Regions from separate parts of the Mus musculus genome. Here region 1 is linked to region 2. Evidence: chromatin loops called from intact Hi-C (ENCODE). Cell type or tissue: heart. All regions are shown on one strand. Links, peaks and the distances in the headings refer to the core of each region. The heading gives the core; the rest is flanking DNA. Region 1 has its middle 23 kb from the start of Rnf217. Region 2 has its middle 17 kb from the start of Gm51764.

Region 1 (2,927 bases), core at 159-2,658, 170 kb after region 2:
CTATCAGTCTTGTCTCCTATCACCACATGCTGTGGTCAAACTGGACCTCACAGCACTCTGGGCAATTTCACCTACTGATCCAAATTTCTAGCCAATGGTTACATTTGCTCACCTCTTTCTTAGAGCAACTCTATTCTGTTTTGGCATTCTTACCCATCCTTCTTCCTGTTGTCACATTACACAAATGCATTTCCAATAAAGGATTTTTCCACATCATGCAGTGTCCAATAGAGTTCTCTGCTTGTGGGACAGACAAACACCCACGAGAATCTAGTCTGACTATTGCCACTTCTCCAGATTCAGGCATTTACTCTTTATATAAACCTCTATCATTCTAAATAATTTAACATTTTCCTGACATGTACAAGTGTTGCTTCTTTTTTGTTGCTGTTTAATAATGTTTGTCATATTCTCCCTTTTCTATATCTACTATCAATGATTGTTTTTCTTTAAGTTAACTCTAGTATTTGTAGTTGATGTAATAGAAAAGAGGGGAATTAAGGTACCCTTTGATCCACAATCCAAAAATGGGACAGAAACACCCAGAAGTACTTGACCCATGCTTTCCTTCTAGCCTGTACCTACCATAGCTCTATCTCCAAGCAGCTCTGGAGATTCACTTCAGAACTCAGAAACTTGAGCAGTGTCCTAAATCTGCTTGTTTAGGAGTATCCCAACCTCAGAGTATGACTGTGGTGACAAAGGCGCTCCTCTATTGGACAAATGTCAGATTTTAGCAGGCTCTGGCATTGATCTTTGTCCTCAAGAAAAGGCATATTGGACCTTGCTTGAGCTTTCTGCCTAAGAATAACAGAGGGAACAGCTTGAGGTCTGGACAATGGCCAATTTTCAACCTTTCTAAATCTGCCAAATGCTCACTGTGTTTGCAGAATTGTGTCTGTGGACACATATTTTTCTTAGACTGGAAGACCTCCAGGTGTTTGCTTAAGGAAGCCATTGAAACTCAATGCAAATTAAGACCAGCTTTCTAGGAGAAGAGACTCATTTTCCAGGCTCAAGCCTTGAACATACATTATTTAGATGTTCAATATATGTTTATGTTGTAAGTCGTTAAACTATGCTTGAAATTCTAAAACACAAGCCACTTTTGCTTTTTGAAAAAGCATATATTTTGCTTTTCAAAATATACTTAAAATTTTTAAAATGCAAGACACTTTGCTTTACTTGGGGTTTATAATATACCATATAAAGATCTAAATTCAGGTGAAATTTGTTTTCTGAGTAAGGTTATGCTACCATCAGGGCAATTCCCAAGAACTGATTCAGTATATAAGTTTCCACTGAGAAAGTTAATTTTAGGGGAATGTAAGGAAAAGAACAAGTATGAAATAATAAGTTAAAAGTTGTCGTTACCCCTATATGGAGCTAGACTGGTTCTGCTTAAGAAAAAAAGATCTTATGCCAGATCTTATTACATCTGTAATCCTGGTACTAGTGAGGCTCACACAGAAAGACTATGTCAATGTAAAAACATAGCTTCAAGCTCGAAGGGCATGAGAGACAATTTATTCTAGAAGCAAATATGGGTGATTAGAGCCTGATAGTAAAGATTCAGGTTATCCCAAATATCATGTTCTATTGCAGAAGTGGTTTCAAATCTTATAGGTACAGGATAAAAAAACAAGTCACAAAGGACTGGAAAGATGGCTCAGTGGTTAAGAGCACTGACTCCTCTCCCAGAGATCCTGAGTTCAATTCCTATCAACCAAATAGTGGTTCACAACAATCTGTAATTGGATACGATGCCATCTTCTGGTATGTCTTAAGACAGCTACAGTGTACTTATATACACAAAATAAACCTTTAAAAAAAGTCACAAAACAAGACATTTATAAGATATATTGTGGGTGATGGAGAGCTGGAGAGGTAGCTCAGTGGTTAAATGCACTGGCTATTCTTCCAGAGGTCCTGGGTTCAATTCCTATCACCCATATGGCAGCTCACAACTGTGTGTAACTCTAATTCCAGAGTATCCAAAATCCTCATCTGGCCTCTATGGTCACCGCAGTCATGTGGTACACAGACATGCATGCAAGCAGAGCACATAAAATACAATAAAAATAAATAAAAAGATTTAAAAATATAAAATGGATTGGTTGGGACCACAGGGATGCAGGTACAAGGCCACCACCAAGTGGAGAAAATTCTATTACACATCTCCACACTATCTGATAATATTTTTAGCTTTGGATTAGTAGAAGGCAGGAGGTTGCTAAGAATACATTTTAAAGCCTTTTGATGATCACAAGGATGTTAGGTCAGACATAGAGGTGAACAATTAATGACTTTCCAAAGGACTAAATTAGTATAAGCTAATTTGGCTGTGTTGTGCAGCATTTTAATTTAACTCTCCATGATCACAAAGTTCAGATGTTTAGTTTTGAGGGTTTATTAGTTTTTTTTTTTTTAAAGGACATATCTCATTTTATAGTTCTGTCAGTCTGAGAACTCATTATGTAGACCAGGCTACCAGGCCAGACTAGAACTCACAGATATCTGCCTGTCTCTGCCTTTGAGTATGAAATTAAAGGCACGTGCTTTGTAAAGTTTTTAACACAGGCTTTCTTCCTCCTTTTCTTCCCTCCTTCCTCCCTCCTTCTTTTCTTCCTTTCTTCTTCTCCATTACCTCCACCCCTCCTTCCTTCCCCTTTCTTCCTTCCCTTCAGTTTTTTTTTTTCCTTAGCATGTGGATTCAAGGCTAGATAGAGGGAGACCATCTCAAAAACATAATCCCCCGAGCTAGAGAGCTGGCTGAGTAGTTACAGAAGTTTTGCAGAAGACCCAAGTTTGGTTTCTAGCATCAACATCAGGTGACTCACAAATATCTGTAACTCCAATTCCAGAGGATCTAACACCTTCCTCTGGACACACACACACACACACACACACACACACACACACACCAC
Region 2 (2,927 bases), core at 260-2,759:
TCTTGTTTCTTAACTCAGTTGTAGGATTCCCAAGTGTGAACTTGGAAAGTAACATTCTGTTGCAGTGTTCAAAGGCTGGTCTGGTCTAGAAAGGTGTGTATGACAACAGTATAAATTATCCAGGAAGGAGGGGTGGACATTTCAGGACAGTGTGAAGGAAGGAGCATGCCAACTGGAGCAGACCACAGGCTTGGATCATTTCTATAGAGTTTTATTAAAAAAAAAAAAAAAACAAACGGATACCACATGAGTAAAAATGCAATGTTTTGATAGAACTGGGTGGGGCACCCTGATGAGAATTTCTTCCTGGAAAATCATGAATAATGCCCGCAGCCTTATAAGGGTTCAGTGACAAAGTAGGATTCTATCAAATCCACTCTGAGTAACCAATAAGTTAATTGTGCTTACTTGTAAGAGCTGGGGGAGACAGGAGGGGGAGAGGGAGACCCTAGGGGAGGAGAAGGAGGAGAAACTACAGTTGGAATGTGATGTATGAGAGGAGAATATATATATATATATATATATATATATATAAATTTTAAAAACTAATTATAAGATAATAGGCAAAGGGCTGCTTTTAGGAGTTTGGAGGACCCCAGAGAGTTGGCACTGGAAAGTCTTTGCCTGGCCAAAAAGATGGCTTCTTCTAAGCTGCATAGATGTTCATACCCATTGCTGGGATGCTACATATTTTGCATATCTATTCTATTTATTAGTCCATCTATTTTCCCACTGGAGTAATTAAAAAAAAAAAAGCTTTTCGGTCATGAGCTGGGTCAACAGTTTAAAGTATTCACTTAAAACTGAAGGAAGCTGATAGGACAGGACAGGCTCCAGGAGTTCTCAGGCAGTGTCACAGCCTAACCAGCTCAGAATGGGAAATTCACAACTGCCCGCTACTGTCTGTCAAATGAGCACAGAAGCTTCTTCTGAAAGATGAATGAAATCAATCTAAAAGCAAGGTTGATCCAGCAGGCTGCTTGTAAAATTCAATATCCTGCAGAGGAAAAAAAATCATTTTTATTCCTCTTATATAGTCAGAATTTTACTTTCTATTTTATTATTTTTTATTTCACCTCCCCTGATTTCCAACCTACTTATCTGCTAACATCACACACTAACACATGCACGCATGTGCTCACTTACACATAAACACACATACACACCTACACTCATGCATACGACAAATCATAAGCATTGAGTTTTGAGGGGAAATTGTGAATATGCAGTGGCCTCATTTACAGACTAAATAATGACTTTCTGTCAAGCAAGCCCACAGTTCTCTGTTTTCCCGATGACCACTGCAAGTACTGCCTCAGGTCCAGTCAGGATCTGCATACAAAGTCAGCCATTTGTAGCAGCTTTCAGTTTCCTCGGTGAGGCAAGTGACTCTGTAACTTCCTGTGTTCGTACATTTAGTATCTGTTGAGGAAACGCTATCACCCCTGTCCTCCAAAGTAACTTTTCATAAATCTTGCAGATTCAATTCTAAAAACTTGCTTTTCTGTGTGAAGTTTCCTTAACTCTTTATACCATGAAATCCACCAATAGGGAATTAAGTTTCCAAAGTGTTATAGGAGGTTATTTTTTTCTATGTTTATCATTAGGCTATTGTTTAGTGTATATTAAATCTTACTCATTTTTCATGATAAAAAGTTGGTGTATGAAATACTTTAAAAATAAATCAATTTCAATAGAAATATTTAAAACTCACAGCTCATCTAGACAAGGCAAAATAGTTTGTGAATTAGCGATTACAAATAGATTCAAAACTGTGTTGTCCAAAATGAACACCAGGGGATGCCAAATCATAAGGATGCTAAAATAAGCCTGTAAAGGAAACCCTTGTTTCAATGGAAATACCAATGAGAATAAGAGCCAGCATTTCTTGATTATGTATTCCATTCTAAGCACTTTTTCTTAGCCAATTTTCTTATATAAGCTCATTTTTCCTCACAATATCTTTAAAATGAGATGTTATTATCTCTATTTTGTAGATAGGATATGTCAGATGATAAAAATGTTTATGTTGCTTTGCTTCAATTTGTGGTTTACATTGCATCCAACCTTATTCCACGCACTGTCCTAGGGTCTGATATGGATTAGCTCAGCTACAATTTGCAATAACCGCACGATTCATGTTGTATCGCACCCTTTGTTCTCAATGCCTTGATTGAAACCTAGGGAGATTCTTGAATTTCCTCCAAACACATGTAAGGCATAATTGGTTCAAACAACGTCTATCTGGAGCTGAAGCTTCAGTTTCACTCAGTTGAATAAACAATGACAGATGCACAATAAAATCACTCAACTTATCTTACCCTGCTCTTTCTCATTGGACCCAAGTACACACCTCAAATACTCATGATGTATGCCATTTCTCCATCTAGTATTAAGTTAGGGTTTCAGAGGCAGCATACCAAGCAGCATGTGGCTACAAAGGCTTGACATTCATTTCATTTATTTATTTTATGGCTCATGTGTTTACAGTTATATGTACATTATGGAAACAAGAGAATGAGTCCATAGGACTAACTTACCACCACAGACGACACTCATGCCAGGTGCTCATTTCACCACATGCTATGCTAGAGAGGCTACAACAAAGGAAGAAACGCTACAAAGAAAATGGCTTTGTGGGATTCTCAGCCACTCTTGAAATGAAATGGTAACATTTAACTGAATTGGATCAAGAAAGCATCCTATAGAAGAAGGAGGGAGGAAAAAGAGGAGGAAGGAGAGAGGGGGAAGAGGGGAAAGAAAAGAAGGAGGGAAAATAAGGAGAGATTATAGGCCATTGGTAATAATTGTGGCTTTAATTTCTTGATTTTTCACATAAACTTATGTGTGGTTCACTCAAAGAAACTTGCATTAAAAAATGTGGGGGGTTAGAAATGCCATGAACAAAATTTAAAGTTATGAAAATT

The links. Peaks named below come from ENCODE experiments on the same cell type or tissue, not always from the same donor. Only the 100,000 strongest peaks of a DNase experiment are listed, where the experiment ranks them.
Region 1: it touches region 2 in a loop (7-fold over the local background); 4 of 42 quality-filtered maps call a loop at or near these places.

Annotation. Positions count from the first base shown.
Region 1 is chr10:31,631,383-31,634,309 of GRCm38, forward strand. No RefSeq gene overlaps it. Among named protein-coding and RNA genes, the nearest start is that of Rnf217, 23 kb to the left of the region's middle. In heart, for the core only: no CTCF peak of the experiment used is centred there; no DNase peak of the experiment used is centred there.
Region 2 is chr10:31,464,233-31,467,159 of GRCm38, forward strand. No RefSeq gene overlaps it. Among named protein-coding and RNA genes, the nearest start is that of Gm51764, 17 kb to the left of the region's middle. In heart, for the core only: a CTCF peak has its summit at 1,790; no DNase peak of the experiment used is centred there.